Regions from separate parts of the Homo sapiens genome. Here regions 1, 2 and 3 are each linked to region 4. A link is a contact called in ENCODE Hi-C or POLR2A ChIA-PET data. All regions are on one chromosome and are shown on one strand. The core of a region is the stretch at or near the end of the contact, and the rest is flanking DNA. Distances in the headings are between cores, read along the strand shown.

Region 1 (6,621 bases), core at 1,993-4,492, 2.4 Mb before region 4:
ATTCGTGGAAGGTGAGTTAATGTTAATACATTATGTTATATAATGTTAAATACATTATGACTGTCTGTACCAGGTCTCAATGAAAAAATGTATCTTAATGCAGATCACGGTCAACATGGCCCAGGTTTCCCCTTGAAAAGCACTGTAATAGTGGGTCTAGATGACCCTCCAGACTCTTCCAGACTAATGTAGATTAATTCTAACTCTCTCAATAACCCCCAGGGTAATGCAGAATCTTAAAACATTTTTCATTTGAATTACTGTCTGAAGGGCAAGTATATCTAAGCTGGGCAAAATTTCCTCATTCTCTTTCCGTATTATTATTCGCCACAAGCTGCTCTGACCCCAAAGGCATTCGAATTTGCTCCAGGCATCAAAACTGCATTCCTGCAGTCACATTAAAGCCATCTAGATGGTTCCAGGTCCTTCTAACTGCCCCCAGCCTCCTGTCACCCATTATTAGACACTACCCATACCTTGGAGACCCCAGACCCTCAGTACATCTCAATATTTGGCGCCCTTCCCTGGTGGGCATAACCCAACCCCCTAGGGGGCCCTAAATGACTTCTTAGCCCTTGAACACTCCTTCTAGGCCTGATAAATGGCCCCAGACTTATGCAGACCAGTTGCATCCTCAGGCCAGCCCATGCAGACACTTTCCAGCCCTAAAAGACATACCCCAGGCCTCTAGATGGCTCTGAAGATACTCTTCAGGTCTTGCAGACCCTCCTTCACCCCTGGGACATATCTCAAGATCTCAAGATGGCCCCAGAACCCTCTAACCAGACCCTAGCCTCCGGTCAGCCCAAAAAGACAATCTACAGTGTCTACAGACACGATCCAGGCCAGCTGTGTGATGGAGGGCAGGCCTTAGGCTCGGTCTAGGCCCAGAGACGCCCCAAGTCCTCTCGGAGACGCCCCATAGACGCCCCCAGGAACCCACGGATGCGTCCCGGGGCCCTGAGAAGGCCCCCCTCTCGGCGCCAGGTTTCGCCGCAGCTGCCGGGCCCGAGACCGCCCCGAGAAGCCCTCTAGGACCCGTGGCTTGTGGGGAGGACCCCGGGACAACTAGCGACCCAACTCCGCCCCGCCCACCCCAATAGGCCCGAGCCCCGCGGCCCGGACTGCCGCCGCCATCTTACCCCGCCGCTCGGGCTGCGGCTCCGGCCCCGGCGCGGGGCGGGGCGGGCTGGGGCGGGGTTCGTGAGCAAAGGAGGAGAGAGGCGGAGCTAAAGCGCCGCCGAGCTTGCCGGGATTTCAAGTACCGAGCACGGCGACGTGAAGGCCGGCGGGAAGGCAACCGCACTCGGTTTCCCAGAAGCCAATGGGACACATGGGGCGGGGTCCGCGCGATGCACGCCGGGAGGCGTAGTCCGCGCACCGCCTCTGTCGCGCGGGGACAGCTAATGGGGTGAGAGGTGAAGTGGGCGGGGCCGCGGTAGCCCGCGATGACGCCCCACAGTGCCCTGCGCGCGCGCGGAAAGGGTGGCGGAACAGGAGGTGACGTAAGAGGCGCCAGGCAGAACAGACGCAAGGGAATTGTAGTCCGGCGGAGTGAGCACGACTTGCTGGATGTTGTGCTGCCCACATTCTGGGGCTCTCAGAATCCAGATCCTCTAGGCCCCCCTAAATTTAGAACCAGACGGGATGCAGTGGCGCACACCGTAGTCCCACTCGGGAGACTGAGGCGGAAGGATGGCTTGAGCCTAGAAGTTAGAAGCCAGCCTAGGCAATATAGGGAGACCCCGCCTCTAAAAAAATAAAAATAGGCCAGGCGCGGTGGCTCACGTCTGTAATCCCAGCACTTTGGGAGGCCGAAGCAGGCGGATCATCTGATATCAGGAGTTCAAGACCAGCCTGACCAACATGGTGAAACCCAGTCTCTACTAAAAATACAAAAATTAGCCTGGCGTGGTGGCTAACGCCTGTAATCCCAGCTACTCGGGAGGCTGAGGTAGGAGAATCGCTTGAACCCGGGAAGCGGAGGTTGCAGTGGGCCAAGATCGCGCCATTGCACTCCAGCATGGGCTACAAGACGGAAACTCCGTCTCAAAAATAAACAAATAAAAATAAACTTAGAACCTAGAAGCCCGACCCCATAGCCGCCTCGTTCAGTACAGAGAAGTCTGAATTCCGAATCCTCTCACTCAGAGCAGTGTCCAGACTCCTATTTCCCTCCTCCCTCCGACTCAGGAGTCTGATTCTTCCTTCCTCGGATCCAAGAGTCGGTCTCCCAGACTAGTCCTGGTCTCAAGCTCTCACATACGAATTCGGGTCCCCCCAAGCCAGTGCCCTCGCTCGGATCCAGAATCCTGGGTCCCCAGCCTCTCCAATTCCTGGACCTAAGAGTCCAGGCCCCCGGCTCCCTCCTTTACCGAACCTAGTACGAAGGAACCTGTCTACCTTCCTCCCTGACACCCTCCTCCCCAGGACCCAGGAGTCCACATCTCCAGCCCCATTTTCTCCTAAGGACCCAGGAGTCTGGGCCCTCTGCTTCCTTCTCCTTCAAGACCCAGAAATCCTGGCCCCAGGCTCTTCATGACCCAGGCATCCCTACTTGGGCGAGCTGGCTCATGGATTAGGAATGCAGTGATCTCACGGCCCCTCCCTGCCCCGTTACCCTGCTGTCCCCCTCTAGGGCCCCACTCTCCTCCCAGTCTGTCTTCCGCTTGGCTGGGACAGCGGGAACCGGAAGCCTGGGTCCCTTAGCGGGCGGAGACTCTAGCTTCTAACCCAGACGCCGGGGTCGAAAGCTTGGCTAGGATCCCAGGAGGGAGGTGGAGCTACTCCTCAAAACCTGCTGCTTCCTCGGAGCGCCCTATATACGGCCGCGCGCGCGAGTCGACGAGCTCCGCCTACCATACTAAGGCCTCGGAGACGATGCCCCAAGCAGCAGTGTCACAGGGGTCCTTATTTGCATAGCCCCTCCCCTGAGGAACTTTCCGCCCCGTCTGCTGAAAGAATAAATTCTTATTAGCATAGCCACGCCCACAGACCGCCCTCCCGCTGAGAGCGCGTGGCGCCGCTCAGGGCAAAGCACAGGTCTCTCATTAGCATAGCCCCGCCTCATTCGGAATTCCCCTTCGCAGCGAACGCCGTTCCCTTTCCCTTATTAACATAGCTCCTCCCTTTCTTTGGCCCGTCCCCCTCCTTAAGTGTCCGGAGACGCGAGCCCTCCTTGCCAGAGCTCATGATTATGCAGTAGCCTCATTAGCGTAGCCCGCCCCCCCGGGTCCCGCCCGGCTCCCCCGCAGGCGGTAGCGAAGGCAGCAGCAGCGGTGGCGACATGAGCAGCGGGGCGGCGTCCGGGACAGGGCGGGGGCGGCCCCGGGGCGGGGGACCTGGGCCCGGGGACCCCCCGCCCAGCGAGACACACAAGCTGGTGGTCGTGGGCGGCGGCGGCGTGGGCAAGAGCGCGCTGACCATCCAGTTCATCCAGGTAGTGGGCCCTCACCCGGGAGGGTGTCCCCCGGGACCCAGAACTGAGCCCTTGGGGGGATCCCCGAGACCCCTTTTCCCCCTTGACCCATCACTGAGACCCTCCTATAAGGCCCTCTAATCTTAAAAGATCCCCACAGATTGTAACCTAAACTCTTGGAGAGCCTCCATCCCCTGCACGGGGGACCCTTCCTTCTGCACTCGCATCCCGAGACCCACTATTCCCTCTCCCAGTGCCTAAGACCCCGCTTACCTGCTGACCTGGCTTTGAGCACCTCCTGGGAGCATGCTAAATACAAAATACTCACCCCATTCGGACCCTAAGCACTCCCAGGACCCCCACCACGCCCTTGGTGCCACCTTCCACCACCCTGAGCCCTATCTCCCCCAAATCCCAGTCCCCAACTTCCCCTCTAAGCCATTGAGAGCCTTCCTGGGAGAATGCCAGTGCCCAGCACCTTTGAGATTCCACCACGTTCGATTCTTTTTTTTCTTTTTTTTTTTTTTTGAGACAGAGTCTCACTCACTCTGTCACCCAGGCTGGAGTGCGGTGGAGTGCAGTGGTGCGATGTTGGCTCACTGCAACCTCTGCCTCCTGGATTCAAGCAATTCTCCTGCCTCAGCCTCCCAAGTAGCTGAGACTACAGGCGAGTGCCACCATGCCTGGCTAATTTTTGTATTTTTTAGTAGAGACGGGGTTTCACCATATTGGACTGGTCTCGAACTCCTGACCTCGTGATCGGCCTGCCTTGGACTCCCAAAGTGCTGGGATTACAGGCATGAGCCACCGTGCCCGGCCCCACGTTTGATTCTTAGCCCCTTCCATGACTGCCCCCAGAATCTAGAAATTCTACCCAGACCCTGGCCCTGAGACTCTTCTGGGACTACCCAGTCCTAAGAGAGTCCTGCTCTCCGACCCGAGATTTAAAAAGACATCCTGCCCCTTGGCCATTCCAGAAATCTCCAAGACCCCAAGTCCTGACAATCCCCCATTCCCGGAGGCCCAAACCTCCACTCTCCCACCCCACCCCCAAGGAAAACCAGCCCCTCCTCCATCCCATGCTTTCTCCGCTGCAACTCCCTGAGCCCCTCTCAGAAACCCTGAATAGCTCTCAAATCATCTCCATGGAAGAAGCCCCCAGATTCTTGGCACCCCCAGAAAGATCTATTCCTTGGGAGTTTCTCTGACCCCATAAATGAACTCAATGTTTCTAAGACTGTATATACTATAACCTCCCAAAACCCCTGAGCCACCTCCGGGCTGGCTCCCAGTTCTCAGCCCTGAGCTTCTCACGCTGTGCTCTGAGGTCACGCCCCTAACTACCCCCAGAGCCACAATCCCTCCCAGGGCTTGATCCTTACAGCCTCCCTCCAGGACAAGCCCCTCACCAAGCACCCCTCTAACCGACAGATGCAGCCTTCAGACCCCTAGCCTCCACATCACCCCCTTTCCTGAAATTCCACCCCAGCCCAGGAAACCTCCTCCCCATTCCTGAGGGAGGTCCTCCCAGCTTCAAAGAAATCCTAGAAAAGTGTCTTGGCCTGACATGCTACCGCAGAGGCCCCGGGGCCCCAGGACACCCCCCTCACCCCCACCAAGAGACCCCTTCAAGGGCCTGGGAGGAAGCCCTGCTTGTGTAGAGAAAGGCCCCAGCCCTGGGCCCCTTGCACCCAGAGGCAGTCCCAGAGCTGGCCAAAGGCTTGGCTGGCAGCGGGCAGGACCCAGGCAGGAAGGGAGGGGCTGGGGCCCGAGGGTGGGGCAGCCTCTCCGCAGCCGGATTGGAACCGGGACCTTCCCCTGGGAGGAGACGCTGGAGGCCGCCTGAGCAGGAGAAGGAGACGGGGGAGGAGGAGACGGGGGAGGAGGAAGAGAGGGAGGAAGCAGAAGAGGAGGGAGAGATATAAACAGGCAGTCTGGACAACAACGCCTCCGATAACTGATACATTCAATATTTAATGGGGTTTTGCTCCGAATCTTGCCAGTGCTGGATGGAGTGTAGTGCTGTTCTTAGCCTCCTTTTTCAAATGAGGAAACTGAGGCTCAGAGAGGGGAAGTGATTTGTTCAGTGTCACACAGCTAGGATGTAATCACGATGTGGGACATGTACCTTATACCAGAAAGAGAGGACCAGGAGTGACTCAGAGAGAAGAAGACTGGTAGGAGGGGTGGGGGGCAGGGAAAGGGGGGCAGGGGAGCAGCTACCCAAAGAGAAGGGGACAGAGACCCAGAGAGAGAGAGTAATAGAGACTCAGAGAGACAGAGGGGACAGAGACCCAGAGAAAAGGGGGCAGAGACCCAGCAACAAGGACAGACATCTGGAGAGAGAGAGAAGGACAGGGCAGGGCGCAGTGGCTCACATCTGTAATCCCAGCACTTTGGGAGACCCAGGCGGGCGGATCACCTGAGGTCAGGAGTTCGAGACCAGCCTGACCAACACAGCCTGACCAACACATCTCTACTAAAAATACAAAATTAGCCAGGTGTGGTGGCGCATGCCTGTAATCCCAGCTACTTGGGAGGCTGAGGCAGGAGAATCTCTTGAACCCAGGAGGCGGAGGTTGCAGTGAGCCGAGATCTCGCCATTGCACTCCAGCCTGTGCAACAAGAGCGAAACTCCGTCTCAAAAAAAAAAAAAAAAAAAAAAGACTCAGAGAGACAGACGGGACAGAGACCCAGAGAAAAGGGGGCAGAGACCCAGCAACAGGGACAGACATTTAGAGAGAGAGGGACAGAGACTGAGAGAGGCATCCCAAGGGCAGGGCTTCGTCCTGTCTGCCGGGGCACTGCAGTAACTATCCTCTCCCCACCCCGCCAGTCCTACTTCGTGTCTGACTACGACCCCACTATTGAGGACTCCTACACGAAGATCTGCAGTGTGGATGGCATCCCAGCCCGGCTGGACAGTGAGGGCGGCAAGGATGGATGATGGATGGGGGTGGTGTCAGTGGGGGCTGAGGGCTCTTGGGGGTGACTGCGGGGAGCCTGGTCCCCACGATGGCCCCTCTCCCTGTCTCTGCAGTCCTGGACACCGCGGGCCAGGAAGAGTTCGGGGCCATGAGAGAGCAGTACATGCGTGCTGGCCACGGCTTCCTGCTGGTGTTCGCCATTAACGACCGGCAGAGGTGACAGGGGTTGCTGGTGGCGGAGCAGTGGGTGGGTGTGGGGAGGACCTGGGCTCTGCA
Region 2 (6,673 bases), core at 4,174-6,673, 2.2 Mb before region 4:
GGTAGGGCTAGAGGGCACAGATACCTCCCTTCCACTAATGACTGGGGGACATCTCGTACCTGTGATGGGATCCTGGCAAGGCACTGAATTTCTGTGTTCAGGCTTTAACCACTTCCCATTCACATAGTGGCCCAAGCACCGGTCCTGGGTGTCCAGCCAGGCCTGGGGGAGGTAGAGACAGTTTGGAAAGGGGTTCGGGAGGAGCTGGGGCAGTTCAACCCCTACCCAGAATCCTCTAGGAGGGGACGTCTGTCTCCCTCTGCCCCATCAGCTAATTCTTTTCCTCCTATTGCTTTAAAAAAAAAGTTTGTGGTAAAATAGAGCATTTCAAAGTGTATAGTTCAGCAGTTTAGTGGCATTCTGTGCATTTACAGTGTTGTGTAACCATCACCACTCTAGTTCTAGAACATTTTTTCATTTTTTTTTTTTGAGACTGAGTCTTGCTCTGTCACCCAGGCTGGAGTGCAGTGGCATGATCTCAGCTCACTGCAAGCTCCGCCTCCTGGGTTCACGCTATTCTCCCGCCTCAATCTCCTGAGTAGCTGGGACTACAGGCGCCCGCCACCACATGCGGCTAGTTTTGTTTTTGTATTTTTAGTAGAGACGGGGTTTCACCATGTTGGTCAGGCTGGTCTTGAACTCCTGACCTCAAGTGATCTGCACGCCTTGGCCTCCCAAAGTGCTGGGATTATGGATGTGTCAACATCTTTAATTCATTCAATTAGGGTCTCAACTGAGTCCTTGGGCTGGTGCCACAACAGTGGCACCTATTTGGAGTCCACTTTGGGAGGCCGAGGTGGTCTGAGCCTAGGCATTCAAGACCAGCCTGGGCAACATGGTGAAAGCTCATCTCTACAAAAAATACAAAAAGTTAGCCGGGTGTGGTGGTGAGTGCCTGTAGTCCCAGCTACCTGGGAGTCTGAGGTGGGAGGATCACTTGAGCCCAGGAGGTAGAGGCTGTAGTAAGCCAAGATCACGCCACTGCACTCCAGCCTGAGTAACAGAGCAAGGCTCTGTCTCAAAGAAAAAAAATTTTTTTACCACATCTCACTCACCACATCTCCTCCATATTTCTTTCTTTCTTTTTTTTTTTTTTGTTTGAGACAGAGTCTTGCTCTGTCACCCAGGCTGGAGTGCAGTGGCGCGATCTCTGCTCACTGCAAGGTCCGCCTCCTGGATTCACGCCATTCTCCTGCCTCAGGCTCCCGAGTAGCTGGGACTACATGCGCCTGCCACCACGCCTGGCTAATTTTTTTGTATTTTTAGTAGAGATGGGGTTTCACTGTGTTAGCCAGGATGGTCTTGATCTCCTGACCTCGTGATCCGCCCGCCTCGGCCTCCCAAAGTGCTGAGATTACAGGCGTGAGCCACTGCGCCCGGACTTCTCCTCCATATTTCTTTCTCATCCTGGTCACGTCTTCCCTGATGCTAAATCCAAAGCACACTGCTCACTTGCTCCTTCTACAGACTCCCCTAGCATCTCTGATGTCACATATTCCTGATTTTTCTCTTACTGGCCCTTCTTTCTTTTTTTTTTTTGAGATGGAGTCTTGCTCTTGTCTCCCAGGCTGGAGTGCAATGGTGCGATCTCAGCTCACTGCAACCTCCGCCTCCTGGGTTCACGTGATTCTCCTACCTCAGCCTCCCAAGTAGCTGGGATTACAGGCGGCCGCCACCATGCCCAGCTAATTTATATATTTCTAGTAGAGATGGGTTTTTACCATGTTGGCCAGGCTGGTCTCGAACTCCTGGCCTCAGGTGATCCACTCGCCTCGGCCTCCCAAAGTGCTGGGATTACAAGCATGAGCCACTGTGCCTGGCTTCTCCTTTCTCTTTAAAGCAAAAAAGTTACTTAGAAGTTCCAAACTCAAACGCCCACAGGGAGAGAGACATCTGTGAGAAAGTCAGGGATATTTGAACATGAACTGGGCATCAGATGACATTAAAGAATGATTGTTGGCCGGGCATGGTAGCTCACATCTGTAATCCCTGCACTTTCCCACGCTGAGACGGGAGGATTGCTTGAGCTGAGGAGTTTGAGACTAGTCTGGACCTACACAGCAAGACCCCATCTCTACAAAAATAAAAGTAAAAAATTTGCCAGTCATGATGATGCACACTTGTAGTCTCAGCTAGTCAGGAGGCTGGGGTGGGAGGATTGCTTGGGTCCAGGAGTTTCAGGCTGCAGTGAGCTATGAACGCTACTGAATGCTAGCCTGGGCGACAGAGTAAGATCCTGTCTCAAACAAACAAACAAAAAACAAAAAGAATGACTTAATGTTAAGTGTGGTAACAGACCATGGTAGTTTTGTAACAAAATGAGCCCTTATCTGTTAGAAGAAAGGATTCAAATATTTATAGGAAAATACTGTGACATCCAGGATTTGTTTAAATTACTCCAAAGAAAATACAGAAGGAAACAGCGCTGGGATAAATGTTGATGATGGTTGAGGCACAGTGATGGGTAAACAGGAGTTCAAAATAAATGCTAATTATTCTGTGCAAGTTGGAAAGCTTCCCCCCAAAAGAAAAACAAAATTCCAAAAGAATGTCCAGAGGGTTCCAGGAGGCCTGAGAAGAGGGCCTGGATGAGAAGAGGAGCTTAACGATTCATGGAAAAGACAGGAGCTATTGGTCCCAGATGACTTTTGTCAGGGAAGTTGAGCCAAATGTTGACACATTTTGGAATTTTATTTTCAAGAGGACCTCCCGGATGTTTACATGGAATCAATTGTCCAGCATTTCACATAAAAAAAAAATAAAGTTCACGCCAAAGAAAACATGTTTGTTGGTTGAGTCTGGCCCAGAGACTGTACGGTTGAGAACTTTGCTGGTGTAGGCAAGACCACGGGTCTGAAATGCAAGGACTCAAGTCCAAGTCTCAACTTCACTTTTTATGTTTTATTTTTATATTAATAGAGATAGGGCCTCACCATGTTGCCCAGGCTGGTCTCAAACTCCTAGGTGCGAGTGATCCTCCTGCCTCGGTCTCCCAAACTGCTGGGATTACAGGTGTGAGCCACTTGCCTGGCCTCAACTTCTTTTTTTTTCAGGGGGGACAGGGTCTTATTCTGTCACCCAGGCTGGAGTTCAGTGGTATGATCACTGCACCTCCCAGGCTCAGGTGATCCTCCCACCTCAGCCTCCCGGGTAGCTGGGACTACAGGTGTGTGCTGCCATCCTCGGCTAATCTTTTGTTTTCTGTTTCCTTTTTTTTTTTTTTTTTTTTTTGAGATGGAGTTTTGCTCTTGTTGCCCAGGCTGGAGTGCAGTGGCGTGGTCTCGGCTCACTGCAATCTCCACCTCCTGGGTTCAAGCGATTCTCCTGCCCCAGCCTCCCAAGTAGCTGGGATTACAGGTGCCTGCCACCACGCCCAGCTAATTTTTTGTATTTTTAGTAGAGATGGGTTTCACCATCTTGGCCAGGCTGGTCTCGATCTCCTGACCTCATGATCCGCCCGCCTCGGCCTCCCAAAGCGCTGGGATTACAGGTGTGAACCACTGCGCCCAGCCATTTTTGTATTTTTTTTGGAGACAGCGTCTTGCTCCGTTGCCCAGGCTGGAGTGCAGTGGTGCAATCTCAGCTTACTGCAACCTCTGCCTCCTGGATTCAAGCAATTCTCCCACCTCAGCCTCCCAAGTAGCTAGGATTACAGGCAAACACCACCACGCTCAGGTAATTTTTGTATTTTAGTAGAGATGGGGTTTCACCATGTTGGCCAGGCTGGTCTCGAACTCCTGACCTCAGGTGATCCGCCCACCTAGGACTCCCAAAGTGCTGGGATTACAAGTCTGAGCCACCACGCCTGGCCCAATGTTTTGTATTTTAGTAGAGACGAGGTTTCACTATGTTGCCCAGGCTGGTCTCGAATTCCTGAGCTCAGGCGATCTGCCCGTCTTGGCCTCCCCAAGTTCTAGGCTGTGCCAGGGTTCTGATCCAGTTCCTTCCACTTGGATCATTGCTCTGGCCTCCTGCCCTCCCCCTCAAAGAAGCCTAAGCTCCTTTCGCCTGGGTGCTGGGGGACCCTGGGGGATCATGAGAGCCCCGTGAAGGAATTCTGAGAGTGCCTGGGGAAACGACAGAAAGTTTGAGGTGCCCTACTCATTTGCAGGAACCCCACGAGGGTTCTGGGGGCCTCTGAGGGGTCATGGGAGTCCTAGGGAGGTTCTGAGGACCCCCAGGGGATCATGGGACCCTCACGAGGACTTCAGGGGTTCCTGAACAATCATGGGAACCCTATGGGACATTCTGAGAGCTAGAGAGATCATAGGAGCCCCGTGAGGGTATTGTGAGGGGCCATAAGTAATTACAGGAAGTCCTGATGTGGCTGGGTGCAGTAGCTCACGCCTGTAATCCCAGCACTTTGGGAAGTCGAGGTGGGTGGATCACTTGAGGCCAGGAGTTCGAGACCAGCCTGGCCAACATGCTGAAACCTTGTCTCTAGAAAAAGTACAAATATTAGCTGAGAGTGGTGGCGCGCGTCTCTGGTCCCAGTTACTTGGGGGGCTGAGGTGAGAGGATGGCTTGAGCCCAGGAGGTTGAGGCTGCAGTGGTGTGATAGCGCCAGTGCACTTCAGTTTGGGCGACAGAGTGAGACCCTGGCTCAAAAAAAAAAACAAAAAAAAAACCCAACCCAAACCGGAAGTCCTGATGTATTCTAGGCTCCTGAGAGTTCCGATGAGGTCACATGAACCCCACGAGTATTGAGGGGTCCTATGGGATCACGGGGGCTCCATGGAAGTTCTGAAGGTCTCTGGGTAATCAAAGGGATGAAGGGAGTCCCTCAGGAGGTCTGGGGTGCTCTGGAGGCCCATGGAAGCCATAGGATGTTTTGAAGAGTCGTGGAAAGACAATGGGGGTTGTGGGTCACTGGAGCCTCACAGGAATCCTAAGGGGTCTGGTGGGTGGCGTCAGGTTCTGAGGGGACCCTGAGGAATCACGAGAGCGTCTAGAGGAGTTCAGGAAAACCGCGGAAACACTACGAGGAGTTCAGGATCAAGGGGCAAGAGAACCAGTGGGGAAGACCGGAACAGACTAAAAGGCTGCCACCGCCAAGGCTCAAGGGAGCGTCCTACAGGGCGCGATCCTATTGGGCGGCGGGAATCACGGGGACTAAGAGAGGCGGAGCGGCTGAGCTACCGCAGTGGATGACGGGACTCCCCGCGAAAAACCGGGCGCCCAGGCCTGGGGAACGCAGCGAGCAGCGCCGGCCGGGCAGACTCTCACCAGTGCGCATGCGTGGCTCTCCGGCACCGGTCCGTACTCCAGCGAGGTGAAGATCTCGCGGGCGCGGGGCCCTGCACGCGTCGCAGCCATCGCCTACCCCGAACGCTTTCCGCGAAGACTGCGGGGCGCTCTGTGTTAAGGGGAACCTTGAGGTCCGAAGAGCGACACCTCCGGTTCCAGCCCAAAGGGGCGGGGCTAATGGGAATGGGGTGGGGCTACAAGATACAGAGAGCAGCCACGCCCACACTTTTTCCTTAGGACCCGATGGCCCCGCCTACGTCCCCCACGGGGAAGCGTATTTAGGAGCATGCGCACTGCTTAAAACGGGGAGGAAGGGGAGACGGCGATGTGGGTACTTTGCGAATAGTTAGGAGGGCTCCGGATTTATGAGGATCGGCGTGGCCGGGCACGATGGCTCTTGGCTGTAATCCCAGCACTTCGGGAGGCCGAGGCGGGCGGATCACCTAAGGTCGGGAGTTCGAGACCAGCCTGACCAATTTGGTGAAACCCCGTCTCTACTAAAAATACAAGCATTAGCCGAGCTGTGGTGGTGCGCGCCTGTAATCTCAGCTACTCAAGAGGCTGAGGCGGGAGAATCACTTGAACCCAGAAGGTGTACGTTTCAGTGAGCCGAGATCGCGCCACTGCACTCCAGCCTGGGTGGCAAAGGGAGACTGTGTCTAAAAAAAAAATAGTAATAAAAAAAAAGGGTCGTCCTATTGATGCGTCTTCCCAGTGCCTTGTTTTATAGTAGCAGGAAGTGCAGGTTTTGTTTTACCTTTTATTTTCTTGAGACAGGGTCTCCCTCTGTCGCCCAGGGCTGGAGTGCAGTGGTCCGATCACGGCTTACTGTCGCCTCGACTTTTCAGGTTTAAACATTACTCCTGCGTCAGCCTGCACAGTAGCTGGGACTACAGGCAGGTGCCATCAAGCCTGGCTAATTTTTTTTTTTTTTTTTTTTTTGGTAGAGACAGGATCTTGCTATGTTGCTCAGGCTGGTCTCGAACTCCTGGGCTCAAGCGATCCTCCTACCTCGGCCTCCCAGCCTCAAAGTGCAGCTTTTCTAATTATATTGACTAGAGGTCTAGATCTAGATCTAGACCTGGCGGGTCTAGATCTGGACGTATTAGGATCTAGAGCTGGCAGGAAGTGATAATTCAAAGATAAAAAGGGTACCTTTTAGGATGGACATTGAGATTAAGGTTTGGAAAATGCAACCTTCACTGCAAAGTAAGGGGGCCAGTTTTGGTTGTGGAAAGAGTGGAAGTCTGGCGCTTTTTTTTTTTTTTTAAGAGATGGGGTGTGGGACGTTATCTCATTGTATTGCCCAAGCTGGTTTCGAACTCCTGGCCTCAAGCGATCCTCTTGCCCTGGCCTTCCAAAGTGCTGGGACTACCGGTAGGAGCCACAGCGCCCAGCCGGAAGTGTGGCTTTCATAGATACAGGA
Region 3 (6,542 bases), core at 2,909-5,408, 2.5 Mb after region 4:
TAAATCATGTCATTTCTTCCTCCCAGAGACCCTCACACGCGATGGTTCCTGTTTTTACAGAGAGGGAAACTGAGGCACAGAGGGAGTAGAACGTGGCCACGCTGAGATTCCAACCCAGGTCAATAGAATAATAAGAATCATGATGATCAATTGCAGTGAGTGCTTACTATGTGCTAGGCACAGACCAAACCCTCCCGTGCAGGACTTCTCAGCAGCCTCACAAACATGTTCTTCAGACTGCAGGTGATAAACCATGGGGGTTGTGAAATCAATTTAGGGGATCTTCAAATTAATGTAGTGGGCTGTGACCATGAAACAATGAAGTCGACTAGAATAGAAAATGGCAAAGTAAAGCTGTAAGCTGGGCTCGGTGGCTCACATCTGTAATCTCAGCACTTTGGGAGGCTGAGGTGGGAGGATCACTTAAGCCCAGGAGTTTGAGACCAGTCTGGGCAACATAGCAAGACTGCTGTGTTTCTACAAAAAAAAAATACAAAAATTAGCCAGGTGTGGGGGTAGCGTCTGTGGTCCCAGCTACTCAGGAGGCTGAGGTGGGAGGATCATTTGAGCCCAAGAGATCAAGGCTGCAGTGAGCTATGATTGCACCACTGCACTCCAGCCTGGGTGACAGATCGAGACCCTGTCTCAGAAAAAAAAAAAAGAAAAAGAAAAAAAGAAAAAAAGAAAATGTCACAGTAGAACCCACATAGTAAGGGCGAGTATTGTTTCATTTTGTGCAATTTTAATTTCAAGTTTGTGTGTGTGTGTGTGTGTGTGTGTGTGTGTGCTGGGTTTGAGATAAAATAATAGTAATATTAACAAACACTTACTCAACATTTATGCCAGGTCCAGTGATAGTTTTACATGTATAATTCATATAGTAAGTTAATCAATGAACTGTCTTTCTTGTTTTTAGGTTGTGACAAAATATCTAAAGACCACCGTTCCAAAAATAGTGTTCTAGGGGTGGGCTTGGGGCTCATGCCTGTAATCCCAGCACTTTGGGAGGCCAAGGCGAGTGGATCACTTGAGGTCAGGAGTTTGAGACCAACCTGGCCAACATGGTGAAACCCTGTCTCTACCAAAAAATACAAAAATTAGCCAGGCTTGGCAGTGGGCACCTGTAGTCTCAGCTACTCGGGAGGCTGTGGCATGAGACTCACTTGAACTTGGGGGGCAGAGGTTGCAGTGAGCTGAGATCGTGCCACTGCACTCCAGCCTGGGCGACAGAGTGAGACCCTGTCTCAAAAAAACAAAAACAAAAACCAAACAAAAATAGTGGCCTAGGAGGTAAATGCTCTCAAGGTGCCCATTCTTCAGAGGAGGAAACTGAGGCTCAGAGCAGGGAAGGGCCTTACTCAAGGTCACACAGCCTGTGGTGGAGACCGAGTTCTGACTCAGGTCCACTGGGAGCTGAGTGGCCCTGTGTTATGGACGGCTGGTCTTCCCAACCACCCCTCCCCTTAATAGGGGACTGTCACTCACGTGTCTCCGTCCTCATCTGCACGGGTGGCCATGGCGATGTCAGCAGAAAGGGGGTGTTCCATGGGGCACATCATGGGGTATAGGGGTGTAGGCAGGTTCACCAGAGGAAACGGGGAGCCCATGGCCCGAGTGGGGTACAAAGGCAGTAAGGCTCCTGGACAATGGAGGACAGAGAAGGGACATGGGTGAGGCCACACCCACAGACCCTCAACCCGCCCCCCACTTCTAAAACTTTGCTCCTGTGGTGTCACCTGCCCTTTCTCCTGGGTCCCTTTTGCATCCCATACAGGGTCCTCAGGGCCTAAAACAAACCCCCTTCCACGTCCCTCCTCTGGGCTCTGGCAGCTTCCTCTCCCTCTAGGGCTGGTCACCCTCATTGTCACTTATCTTCTGACCTCAATCTCCAATCAGACAAAGGGTCCCTTAAGAACAGAGGGTGCACCCATCATCACCTAGCAGGGGACCCCAGGGACTGTCTGCAGAGTGATTTTGTGGCTGATGAATTGCTGGGTGCAGGGTGTGGGATAAATGTAGAGTGGGTTTGGGGAGAGTGGAGGCAGAGAGGAGGTGTTACCAGAAGCCTGTTCAAATTGTTTTTGAGATGTAGTCTCGCTCTGTTGCCCAGACTGGAGTGCAGTGGCACGATCTTGCCCCACTGCAACCTCTGCCTCCCAGGTTCAAGCGATTCTCCTGCCTCAACCTCCCAGGTAGCTGGGATTACAGATGCTGACCACCACGCATGGGTAATTTTAGATCAAACTGTTTAAAAAGGGGCCACGGCAGGCCGGGCGCTGTGGCTCATGCCTCTAATACCAATACTTTGGGAGGCCGAGGCGGGCGGATCACCTGAGGTCAGGAGTTCAATACCAGTCTGGGCAACATGGTGAAACCCTGTCTCTACTAAAAATACAAAAATTAGCCAGGTGTGGTGGTGCATGCCTGTAATCCCAGCTACTCGGGAGGCTGAGGCACAAGAATCCCCTGAACTTGGGAGGCGGAGGTTGCAGTGAGCCGAGATCACGCCAATGCACTCCAGCCTGGGCGACAGAGCAAAACAAAACTCTGTCTCAAAAAACAAAAACAAAAACAAACAAAGGCGAGGGGACCATGGCAGCAGGCAAATCCATACCAACCCATCACACAGACGGGGAAAACTGAGGCCTGCTTTCTCACTCTTGGAATAGGAAAGCTGGGAGGCCGTGGCAGAACTCCTGATGCACATAGCTTGAGGCTCTCCAGCTGTCACGCTGATGGGGTGGAGGGTGCAGAAACTACCTAAAGTTTTGGGGCTCTGTAGAACGGCTCTCTGCAGCTTTGGGGGTCAATTGGGGATGGTGACGTGGCCACAGCTGTGGTAGAGGACACCCCTTCTTGAGATCAGGGATGGAGATAGGATGGAGAGAAGAGTGTGTGGTCTTCGTCATCTGCTGATCCTTGTGGGCCCTCTGTTCTTGAACTCCCAAGTTTCCAGGTCCTCGTATCTCCAATACCAGGCCTTGAGGCCTTGAGGCTTTCTGTCTGGAGACCCCTGAAATTTTCATCCTGCCTCTAAATTACCCAAAGTCTCAGAATTACCCAATCTTAGGATCCTCAGTCCCCTGATCCCTTCTGCCCACCTGATCTTGACCTCAAATAGGACCCTGATCACTTGTGGCCCCACATAACTGAGTACCCAGAAACCCGGGTCTCTGTTCTCCTGGGTCCTCAAGACCCCCTGGTATCTGGGTCCCTGGAGCTCTGGTTCATTTCCTTGGATCCTTGTGATCCCAGATATTGGGGTGCTCAGAACCCCATCTCTGTTTTCATAATGCCCATGTCTCCAGATATCTTGGTTCCTGAGATTGTGACATCCTGAGATCCTCAGTATCTGTCTCCTTAGAACCCCAGTCTCTGTTACCCTGACTCCCTTTGATTCTAATAATATCAGGATACAGGGAACCCCAGTTTCTCCAGCCCAGCTCAGCTTCCTCATAACGCTACACATCTGGCTTAAGAGCTTGTACTTTCTTGCCCCTAGGATACCAGGCTCTGTGCCCTGATTCCCTGACACCCCCATATTTGTACCACTGGGCATTGTCCCTGGCCCCCCCCCCCCCACGTCACTCAGCCCCTGGGCTTTGCCCCCCAGGGTCCCCAAATCCCCAGATCCCAAGGCACAGCTTACTGGCTCCCCGATGATCTCATATCTATATCCTTGGAACCTGGGCTTATATCCTCTTGTCCCCCAGGTCCCTGGAGAGACACCGGTTTGTGCCTCAAGCTCTGCCTCCTGGCTCTGGTGACCCTATGCTCTGTGTGGATCCCACCCGGCCCGGACCCTCGGGGGCCACTCACCGGGGTAGTAAAGCGCCTCCGGCCGGGCCAGGCCGTGGGGGGGCCCGGGGACCGCCGGCAGGTCGCAGCCGCCGCGCAGAGGGTCCAGGGGGACGACAAGGCCCGCAGCGCCGCGGGGAGCGGCGGGCTCCGGGGAGGGCGCGCGCAGCGGGCGCTTGCGGAGCGGCAGCGCGGCGCCCGGGAGTCCGGCGGCCTTGGGCCGGGTGCGCAGGTCCACGGGCCCCTCGTCCATGGCCCCCGCGGGGCATCGGGGCATGGGGCCGCCGGGGACGGCGGCCGGAGAGCGGCTGGGCTCGGCTGCACGGGAGGGTGGTTTCGCCGGGCGCCGGGACTTCCCCTGCAGCCGGCTGAACTGAAGGGACTTTTGTCGGCCGGGGCGGTGCCGGCCGCCCGCCTCCCCGCCCCCGGCCCCCCCGGGGCCACCCGTACGCCCCAGGGGTTTCCTGGACCCGCCGCTGCTCCCGCCGCTCTGAGGTGCAGCCTGCCCTGCGCCCCGCCCGCGCCGCGCCCCGCTTGCCCCCTCCCGGCCCGCGGCGCCTGGGGCAGCCAGGCCTCGGCGGGGGAGGGAGAGGAAAGGAGGGGTGGGGGGAGAGGAGGCGGGGTCGGGGGGTGGGGGGGTGTCCCCACCCCTGCTGCCAAGGGCCGCTCTCTCTGCCTCTGTTTTTGTCTTTCTGGCCCTATCTCTCAACATCTCTATCTCTGAGTCTGTAACTGTCTCTCTGGTTCTCCTGTCTGAGTAGGTGTTTCTCTCCGCAACCCCGCGTTTGTCTCTGTGTGCTCTGTTCCGTCTCTGTCTCTCTCTTTTGTCTCTTTGTGTCTGTCACCATCTCTCTGCCTCTCAGTTGCTGTCTGCTTCTCTGTCTCTCAGGAGGCCTTGGCATCTCTGGGACGGGGTTTGGAATCTCGGTTCCCACTTACTCGCTGGGTGACCTTGGCCAAACACTTCCCCTCTCTGAGCCGTTTCCTCCTTAGTGGGAGTGAAGAGACGCACCCGGGGCAGGGACTGGCACTCGGCAGGCGGCCAGGAACGATTCCTCTCCCTCCCCTCTTCCATCTCTGCCACTCCACGTGCCTCATCAGCTGTGGGTCTAAAGGGGCTGGGGGTGGGGTGAGGGTGGGGAGCGCTCCACTGATTGTGTCTCTGCACTCGTTGGGGGCCCTGCCCCCAGCCGGGGCCCGCGGGGCACCGGGGTGGGTGCTCGGAAAATCCTAGGTGCACAGAGAGAAAGAGACATGGAGACAGGCGCAGAGATCTTGAGAGAAAGAGAGATAGCAAGAGACACGGACACCAGGCCAGAGTCAGCGCGACCGAGGCCGGTGCTGCAGGAGCGGGGAGCAGTTTGGCTTCCCCCCGACTTCCCCTCCCACCTCGAGGAGGGGTTGATGGGTGGGGAACAGGCTAGGCGGGTTGGGGGCATGACTCAGGCTGGAGATGGGAGGGAGGGAGGAGGGAGGCGGGACTCTTCCCCGTCTCCTCCCCTCCTCTCCCTCTCCCCGCCCCGGGGTGGGGCCCCGAAGGTCCGGGGCTTTCCCGGATTTCCCTGGGGGCGGGGCAGCCGCTGGGGTTGAGTCCGGGTCACTGAGTCACAGGAGGCGGAGAGGGAGGCTTTGGGGACACAGGGGGCGGGGCATGGGGGCTGCACCCCGGACTTGCCCAGGGGGCACGCGGCGTCTCTCTGGTTCTCTCCCCCGGTCTCCTTCTGTCTTCGAAACTTGCCTGACCTCCCTCTGGTTGTCTCCTGCCCCGCCCTCTGTCTCTGTCTCCCCATCTCTGTTGCTGTCTCTGTGTCCCCTGGGACCTTGAAAGTGGGTATTGGGGCCCCGGGAAGGGACTTTGGCCGGACTCGGGCCCCACCCGAGTGGATCGTTAACCCAGGATGTGAGAAGTGGCTGTGTGGAGAGGCCTCACCCCTTCCCTTCCTTTCGACCTCTCTCTGGATCTCCCTTATCCCCCTTCATGGCGAAACATCCCGAGCACAGACCTGTGTTAATTCCACCTCCACCCCTTGCTCCCGGTGGGACCTCAGACAAGCCATCCCCTGCCTTGAGACTCAGTTTGTTCTTCTGGAAAATGGGACCAATGGCAACCCCTGCCTGCTGGTGTTGTGGGGGCCACAGCAAGGGAAGAGGGGAGGAATTCGGTTGGACAGGCTGGGGGCTGTGTTCCCTGCCCATCCAACCCCACCCCTGGGGACCCTCAGACACAGGAGAGGGGTGTGGAGCACTATCCCAATGCACAGAAAGGAAAGCTGAGGTTTGGAGGGGCGAGGCTTAGGGTGGGGACCCTCAGAGGTAGGGTGGGAAGGACACCCAAGCCTGTCCCACTCCTGGCATCCCAGGGCAGCTGGTGCAGTGGTTCCAACCTAGCAGGACTGTAGAGGGGAGAAGATGTGATGGGTCCGGTGGGAGCTTCGAAGGGCTGGGAGAGACGGTGCTGCTGGAAGAGAGGGTGCTGATGGTTCTCTGAGGTTGGAAGAGGGATAAAAGGGTCAGAAGGAGGAGGATCTGAAGAAGGAAGATAGGTCTGAGAGAGAAGTAGATGGTTTAGTGGGAGGAGGGGGAGAGGATCTGAAGGAGGAGGACAGGGTCTGTTGGAGGAGGTAAGGGTCTGATGGAGGAAATAAGGGTCTGAGGGTGGAGGCGAGGTTTGGAGGGAGGAGGTGAAGGTCTGAGGGAGGAGACAAGGGTCTGAAGGAGGAGATAAGAGTCTGAGGAAGGAGGCG
Region 4 (6,483 bases), core at 2,008-4,507:
AGAGCAATAGGGAGGACACAGAATGAGCAGAATGAGTCAGAGACATACAGAGTGGGAGAGAGAAACAATACCAAGAGACACCAGAGAGATAAACAGGACACAGAAAGACTGAGACGCAGAGAGACAAACACAGAAAGAGAAAAGAGCCAGGACACACAGCAACAAGGAAACGAAAGAGTAGGAAAAAATGGGGCTGGGAGAAGAGAGATGAAAACCAAAGAGAGGGGGGCCAGTGGGAACCGAAATGGAGAGGCCCCTCCCTCAAACTCACCATTTGCTGGTGGCCAGGGCTTTGGACTGACTTGCTATCCCCAGAGGATCCCAGCTGGGGCTTTTAAACCCTGAGGGACAGAGGTGGTGGAGAGAGAGAACATGTGACATCGTTCTCAGGGCTTGAGATCACCAGTTTATTTATTCCTCAGAGCAAGTCTATGAAGAAGTACCATTAGCATCTTCATTCTACAGAACCACAGAGGCAGGGCCAGGCACAGTGGCTCATGCCTATAATTCCAGGGCTTTGGGAAGCCAAGGTAGGAAAATCACTTAAGCCCAGGAGTTCAAGACCAGCCTGGCTAACATAGTGTGAAACCCCATTTCTATTAAACAAACAAACAAAAAATGCTTAAAAATTTTAAATAAGTTATAAGGCTGGGTGCAGTGGCTCACGCCTGTAATCCCAGCACTTTGGGAGGCCAAAGTGGGCAAATCACCTTAGGTCAGGAATTTGAGACCAGCCTGACCAACATGATGAAACCTCGTCTCTACTAAAAATACAAAAATTAGCCAGGCGTGGTGGCGGGCGCCTGTAATCCCAGCTACTCAGGAGGCTGAAGCAGGAGAATGGCATGAACCCAGGAGGCGGAGCTTGCAGTGAGCCGACATTGCACCACTGCACTCCAGCCTGAGCGACAGAGCAAGACTCCGTCTCAAAAGAAAAAAAAAAAAAAGAAACAGAGGCCGGGTGTGGTGGCTCATGCCTGTAATCCCAGAATTTTGGGAGGCCCAAGTGGGCAAATCACGAGGTCAGGAGTTCGAGACCAGCCTGGCCAACATGGTGAAACCGCGTCTCTACTAAAAAATACAAAAATTAGCCAGGCGTGGTGGCAGGGGCCTTAATCCCAGCTACTTGAGAGGCAGAGACAGGAGAATTGTTTGAACCTGGGAGGTGGAGGTTGCAGTGAGCAGAGATCGAGCCATTGCACTCAAGCGTGGGGGACAAGAGTGAGACTTCTCTCAAAATAAAAATAATAAAAAATAAAAATACAAAAAAAAAATTAGCTGGGTGTGGTGGTGGGCACCTGTAATCCCAGCTACTCAGGAGGTTGAGGCAGGAGACTCACCTGAACCAGAAGGCGGAGGTTGCAGTGAGCAAGATCATGCCACTGCACTCCAGCCTGGGCAACAGTGCAAGACTCCATCTCAAAAAAAAAAAAAAAGAAACACAGAGGTCAAGTGACCTGCCCAAAGTCACACAGTTTGTAATGAGAGGAGCTGGAATTTGAACCCGAGTAGTCTCGCCCCAGTCAGTGCCCCTAACTATCACCTATGCTGACTACAAAGAAGTGCTGGCTTCCTAGATTCCCCTTCACAACCACCCTCTGGGGAGTGGTGGTGGGGTAAAGGGGAGGTGAGCAGAGCAGCTGACCTTCCTAACCACCTCCACAGATCTCCAGGAGCCACAGCGTGGGAGAAGATGCTCAGCCTCACTCTCCTGGGAAGGCCTCCAGCTCAAGCGGGGAGGCTGGACAGGAACCAGCTTCCTGCATGTCAGATCCCAGGCCCTGTCCAGAGCCAGGCCTCAGTCTTCCAGGATGGAACATGGCCTCCCCACCTCGGACTCCTTGCCCAGAAGCTAGACCTCAGTTTCCCGGCCTTGGTTTCCTAGCAGCGCCCCAGGCCAGAGGCTGCACCAGTCTTCCAAGGCAGCACAGCGCTTTGGTCATTGGCTCTGAGATTTCCAGACAGGCTGAGAAGCAACACCACCGCCGCCGCCATCCACTCTCATCTCTCTGACCCCAGGAAGTGGGCCAGCATCGTTCCCTCTCGGCAGCCAACTGAGATCCCTGGGTGATTCAGCCTCTGTCCCTGACATGATAATTACACCAACAGCAATTCCCAGAACCCCAGCTATTGTCCTATATCACCCCACCCCTCCTCTTGTCTCCTGTGCTGTAACACGAGGGCAGACACTCTGCTTCTCCCCAGAGACATTTGTCCTTTGCTCCAAGCACACAAAAAACTGGGAAGCCCTTCCCACTGTCTGACCTTCAAAGGCCCTGCTGCTGCTAAGCTGCTTCTCCCTACTCCAAGAAAAGAAGAGCTCCTTAAGGAAGGGGAACAGCCCACCCGGGACAAAACAGACAAAGGCCACACCCCAGGAAGGTCTTTCCCACACAAACTTGGGAGGGGAGGCATCTCTGCAGACAACAGGACAGACACAGCACGAGGCAGCCGAGGCTGTCGTTTATTGCAGATGGACACGGATTCAGGGAGGTGAAGAGGCAGATGGGCTGTGGGCTCTGTGCTCAGCATCCCACAGCAGGAGGGGCAGGAGACAGAGCTCAGGATGGGATCTTCCTGATGGTGGAGGACCCGGCCTGACCACAGAGTAGCTGCAAGAGGCAAGGCCCCGAGCTGACACCCCCTGGGCCCCCATTCCGCGGGATGACGGCTCCAGAGACGCTGAGCGATGTCATTAGGAAGAAGGCCGGACCAATCCAGAGACGGTGCATCCTCGGCGTGGAGCACAGAGCTCTCGAGGGCTGGCGATCCGGGTTGGGGTGGAAGGGAGAGTTACCCGGGTCTTCGCCCCTCCGCGGCCTCTGGCGTCTCTCTGGGTGTCTGGCGGCTCGGACGGCGGTCAGGGTCGCTGTAGCGGCGGCGGCGGCTCAGCGGCAGCTGGAGCTGGGGTCGCGGCCCGCCGGGGACTCCCAGGAGGCAGGAGAGGGAGGCAGCGGCGGGCGCCGGGACAGGCGGCACGCCCGGGCGGGCAGCACACGGAGGGGACGGCGCGCTGGGCTGTGGGCCGGCGGGTGCCGCGGGAGACCGCGTGGGTACCCAGATGAGACCGTAGTACACGGCGAGCAGCACGGCAGCTAGCGAGACGCAGAGGAAGTAGGCGCATACCGGAGCCAAGCGCAGCCAGCGCCCCCGCGGGCCCTCGCTCAGCCCCGCGCCTCCGGGGCTCTCGGCGCCGCCGCCCACGCAGCTGGTCCCCCGCATCCCCGCAGCCCACTCGGCTCCGCGCCGCAGACCGCACAGGCCCCGCCCCCACCAGGCCCCGCCCCCACCCCGCAGACCGCCCCGCTCTCTAAACCGCCCGCCTCCGGCCCCGCCCCCGCCAGCATGGTCACGCCCCCACGCGAGCTGCCGCCTCCGCATCCTAGGCCCACCCCCTCCAGCCTCCGCCCCACCACCGACAGGCGGAGGTGCTACCCCGCCCCCCTCGCTCCAGCCCCGCCCCCGCGCTTAGCCCCACCACCCCAATCACCGCCTCCTCCCGCCACAACACGGTTCTCTTCCCAGACTCGGACTTCATCCAGCCCAGGCATCTAGCCCGCCTCGGAGCCCGCCCCCTCGTCCCGCTCAAGCCCTGCCTGGAGCCCTAACCCGCCCTGTGCCGCAGCCAGTCTCACTTCTCTACCTGTCGGACTGCTCTACTCCAGTGCTCGAGCCCTGCCCGCTACGGCCTCTGGCTCCCACACTCTAGTTCCGGAATCCCCGCTCTCCTCCCGCGCGGGTTCCCGCGCGACACCCCGACCACGCCCCCGCTGACGGCCCCGCCCCATGCCCATGGCCAGAGCCCCACCCGCGCGCGCTGACCCCGCCCCCCGCTCTAACTCCGCCTGTCAGGATTCCGGCCCCGCCCAGGCAGCCTAGCTCCGCCCCCGCGGGACCCGCCTCCTCCAGCACACTCTCAGCCCGCTTTCAGGTATCCTCAGCACCTCAGGCCCCGAGGTTCCAGCTCCGCCCCTCACCGCAATCGCGCCCCTTCTCCCAGCTCCTCCCCAACGGTCAGCTTTTCCCTCTCCCTAGAGCCAAGGGGTCCAGACTAGGCTCTGGGGTAGAAAGAACACAGCCTGGAAATCCAGATAAACCCCTCCTCACGCCCCCTCCCCATCAAGGCGGGGAAGCTTCAGTCCCCTCCCAGCAGCGTCTTCAGGAATTCGGGGAGGCCTGCGGGAGGGGGGAGGGAAGACGGATCAGAAGGGTGGAGGAAGACCCCTTCCTTCCGCCTCTTCCGCCACAGAAAAGCCCGCCAAGCACAGCGACCCAGCCTGCCCCCTCCAGAAACACAGTTCAAGGGTGAGCGGAAGCACTGCGTTTAATACGACAGGGCTGGCGCCCGAGTAATTCAAGCCCTTCGGAAGTGTCACCGGCTGCCAGGCCTCGGATGCAATCCTGGAGGCGGGAGATTCGGCCTGAAGACTGGCTCGAGCCGCCCAGGGCCTCCATGGGAGACTAACGCGGAAGCGTCCCAGCCGTCCCAGTGCCGTGACGTCCCCCGTTGGTGGGGCCTGCACCCGACTACTGCCCTGGCCCCGCCCGGCTCGCAGACCCTGGCTCCTCCCCCCTTAGATTTAACCCTCTCCTGGCTGGAGTGTGGCAGAAGCAGAGGACAGAGGAGCGAGGCGGTGGGAGGTTAGTGCAGAGCGCGGAGGCCGCGGTCCGGCGGGCGCGGTCAGCGAGCGGCCCCCGGCAGCGGAGGGGCCGCCACCACCTTGCAGAAACGCACCCTCTGGAAGTCGGTGATCTCCGCCGTCTCCTGGCCTTCGGGGCCTGCCTCTGAGGAGAGAAGGGGCTGAGTCAGCGGAGGGGAGCAGTCTTCCCACCTCCCCCCCGGCCCAGCACCCCTCCCCCGTCTAGCCACGTCTCTCATCCAGTTCGAGCCCTTGCCACAGCAGGCTCGGCGCTAAGCGGTTTACGGGGCCCAGACTAATCCTCTCAGCGGACCCACGCAGCAGCAAACACTCCCAACATAACCGTTTACAATCGAGGAAACGCGGGTGTGGCGAGATCTGGCTCCCGACCAACAAGTGGCCCAAGACAGAGGGTCTGGGCCCCCGCGCCACCCAAGGCTGCAAACTGTCCTCTCCCACCCCCGCCCCATCTCACGGCCTTCATCAACCTCCACCAAGCCAGTCCTAGAGGACCCGCCCTCCCCTTTCCTTCGCCAACGCCTGCTATTCTAACCAGTCCTTCCTTGGCTCTGCCCCCAAAATCCTAATCCCACTCTGGGGGAAGGGGAGGCCATCTGAGATTCGAAATCTTACTCCTACGGAGTGTAGGTGGAGAGGGGCTTGGCCTCTTGCTCGCACTTCGTCGGTCCCAAAATGCTGATCGGGTACGCATGTCTATTCTAATTTGCCCCACTAGGTTGCACCTCGGAACTCTAATCCCAGCCACAGTTAAATCCAGTTTTCTGCCCTTGCCCATCTCTTTGGCCTTTTCGAGCCAGTTCAAATTTCGTAGTCTGCCTATAGCTCCTGCCCTAGTACACCAACGCCAACCACCTTTTTTGAGACGGAGTCTTGCTCTGTCGCCCAGGTGGGAGTACAGTGGAGCGATCTCGGCTCACTGCAGCCTCCGCCTCCCAGGTTCAAGCGATCCTCCCGCCTCCCAATTAGCTGGGATTACAGGCATGAGCCAAGGCATCCGATCCACACCCCATTACTCTTAAACCAGTGCTTTCCAAAACCCCTGAGCTCGACTCCAAAATTCTAATCCTTTCCTTAACCCCACCTCCTCAACCTCCATACCAAATTCCTATTGGCTTGGCCCATAAAGTTGCCCCTTTGCCCCACCCCTGCCACCCGGCTCCAGCCCCCCATCCCTATCCGAGCTCACCCTTTTCACCTCACCTCTATGGTCCAACTGCTACCTACACACATTCACCCCACTCCCCCCAAGCCCTCTGCCCCTCAGCCCCAGAGAAAGAGGAAGCAGCGGCCTCCATCCCATGCCCCATGCACTCCCCCACCTGGAGTTGCCTCAGACCCTTCCTCTTCAGCTTCCTGGGTTCCTCGGAGGCTGGGCCCACTCTCCGGGAAGGCAGGGGCTGACTGGCCACCTCCTAGGGAAGGGGAGCCCCAGTCAAGCCCCCTTTCCCGCCTGACATCTCCCCACCCCAAGAGAGAAGGCCCAGGGGGAGTTGAAGGGGGTTCAAGGACACACCTGGGGGAATGTCATTGGAGGATGTGAATTCTTTATTGGGGAGGGGGCTCGAAGGGCTGGGGCAGGCTCTGGGAGTGGACATTCCAGAGACGGGCATGACAGTACAGAAGAGCATGGGCTGCGCTACCCCCTCAGCTGACAGGGCTGTGGGGCACACTGGGTCCCAGGGCCCAGCCCCAAGGGTCCCCCACCAGCCACACCCCTCTAGCGCGCGCGCGCGCGCGCGCGCGCGCGCACACACACACACACACACACACACACACACACACACACACACAGGCAGCCAGCTTCATACACTCTCAAAAGGCC

The links. A loop is a pair of places that touch in the nucleus more often than their neighbours do. ChIA-PET counts read pairs that join two places held with the same protein, here RNA polymerase II (POLR2A). Pooled maps may share reads with other maps.
Region 1: a pooled map shows a loop between it and region 4 (14-fold over the local background). The contact joins the promoter of RRAS here to the promoter of INAFM1 in region 4. A Hi-C loop is called at or near these places in 1 of 37 single-sample maps with no recorded cell type and 4 of 50 pooled maps. POLR2A ChIA-PET finds 5 or more read pairs at or near these places in 1 of 52 experiments (Caco-2).
Region 2: a loop to region 4 is called in a pooled map, with 13 times the contacts of the local background. The contact joins the promoter of ALDH16A1 here to the promoter of INAFM1 in region 4. A Hi-C loop is called at or near these places in 3 of 50 pooled maps. POLR2A ChIA-PET finds 5 or more read pairs at or near these places in 2 of 52 experiments (WTC11 and activated B cell).
Region 3: a pooled map shows a loop between it and region 4 (7-fold over the local background). The contact joins the promoter of BCL3 here to the promoter of INAFM1 in region 4. A Hi-C loop is called at or near these places in 4 of 50 pooled maps. POLR2A ChIA-PET finds 5 or more read pairs at or near these places in 2 of 52 experiments (Caco-2 and RWPE1).

The regions. Positions count from the first base shown.
Region 1 is chr19:49,636,764-49,643,384 of GRCh38, reverse strand. RRAS (RAS related) reads left to right here and starts at 3,242. Exons shown (of 6, transcript NM_006270.5): 1 at 3,242-3,439; 2 at 6,255-6,342; 3 at 6,459-6,561. The coding sequence starts at 3,287. It overlaps SCAF1 (SR-related CTD associated factor 1), which reads right to left and starts at 1,176. Exons shown (of 11, transcript NM_021228.3): 1 at 1,143-1,176. RefSeq lists silencers at 966-1,255, 3,116-3,505 and enhancers at 1,286-1,635, 1,746-1,845, 1,386-2,055, 2,056-2,725, 2,726-3,395.
Region 2 is chr19:49,451,975-49,458,647 of GRCh38, reverse strand. It overlaps ALDH16A1 (aldehyde dehydrogenase 16 family member A1), which reads right to left and starts at 5,423. Exons shown (of 17, transcript NM_153329.4): 1 at 5,227-5,423; 2 at 60-162. The coding sequence starts at 5,316. RefSeq lists enhancers at 3,871-4,830, 6,564-6,613, 6,624-6,673, 6,528-6,673.
Region 3 is chr19:44,746,324-44,752,865 of GRCh38, reverse strand. It overlaps BCL3 (BCL3 transcription coactivator), which reads right to left and starts at 4,158. Exons shown (of 9, transcript NM_005178.5): 1 at 3,820-4,158; 2 at 1,486-1,639. The coding sequence starts at 4,075. RefSeq lists silencers at 3,920-4,509, 4,920-5,049, 5,110-5,589.
Region 4 is chr19:47,271,659-47,278,141 of GRCh38, reverse strand. It overlaps INAFM1 (InaF motif containing 1), which reads right to left and starts at 3,257. Exons shown (of 1, transcript NM_178511.6): 1 at 2,419-3,257. The coding sequence starts at 3,222. The coding sequence ends at 2,794. CCDC9 (coiled-coil domain containing 9) reads right to left here. Exons shown (of 12, transcript NM_015603.3): 12 at 6,189-6,483. The coding sequence ends at 6,464. RefSeq lists silencers at 2,886-3,335, 3,696-3,955, 4,566-4,875.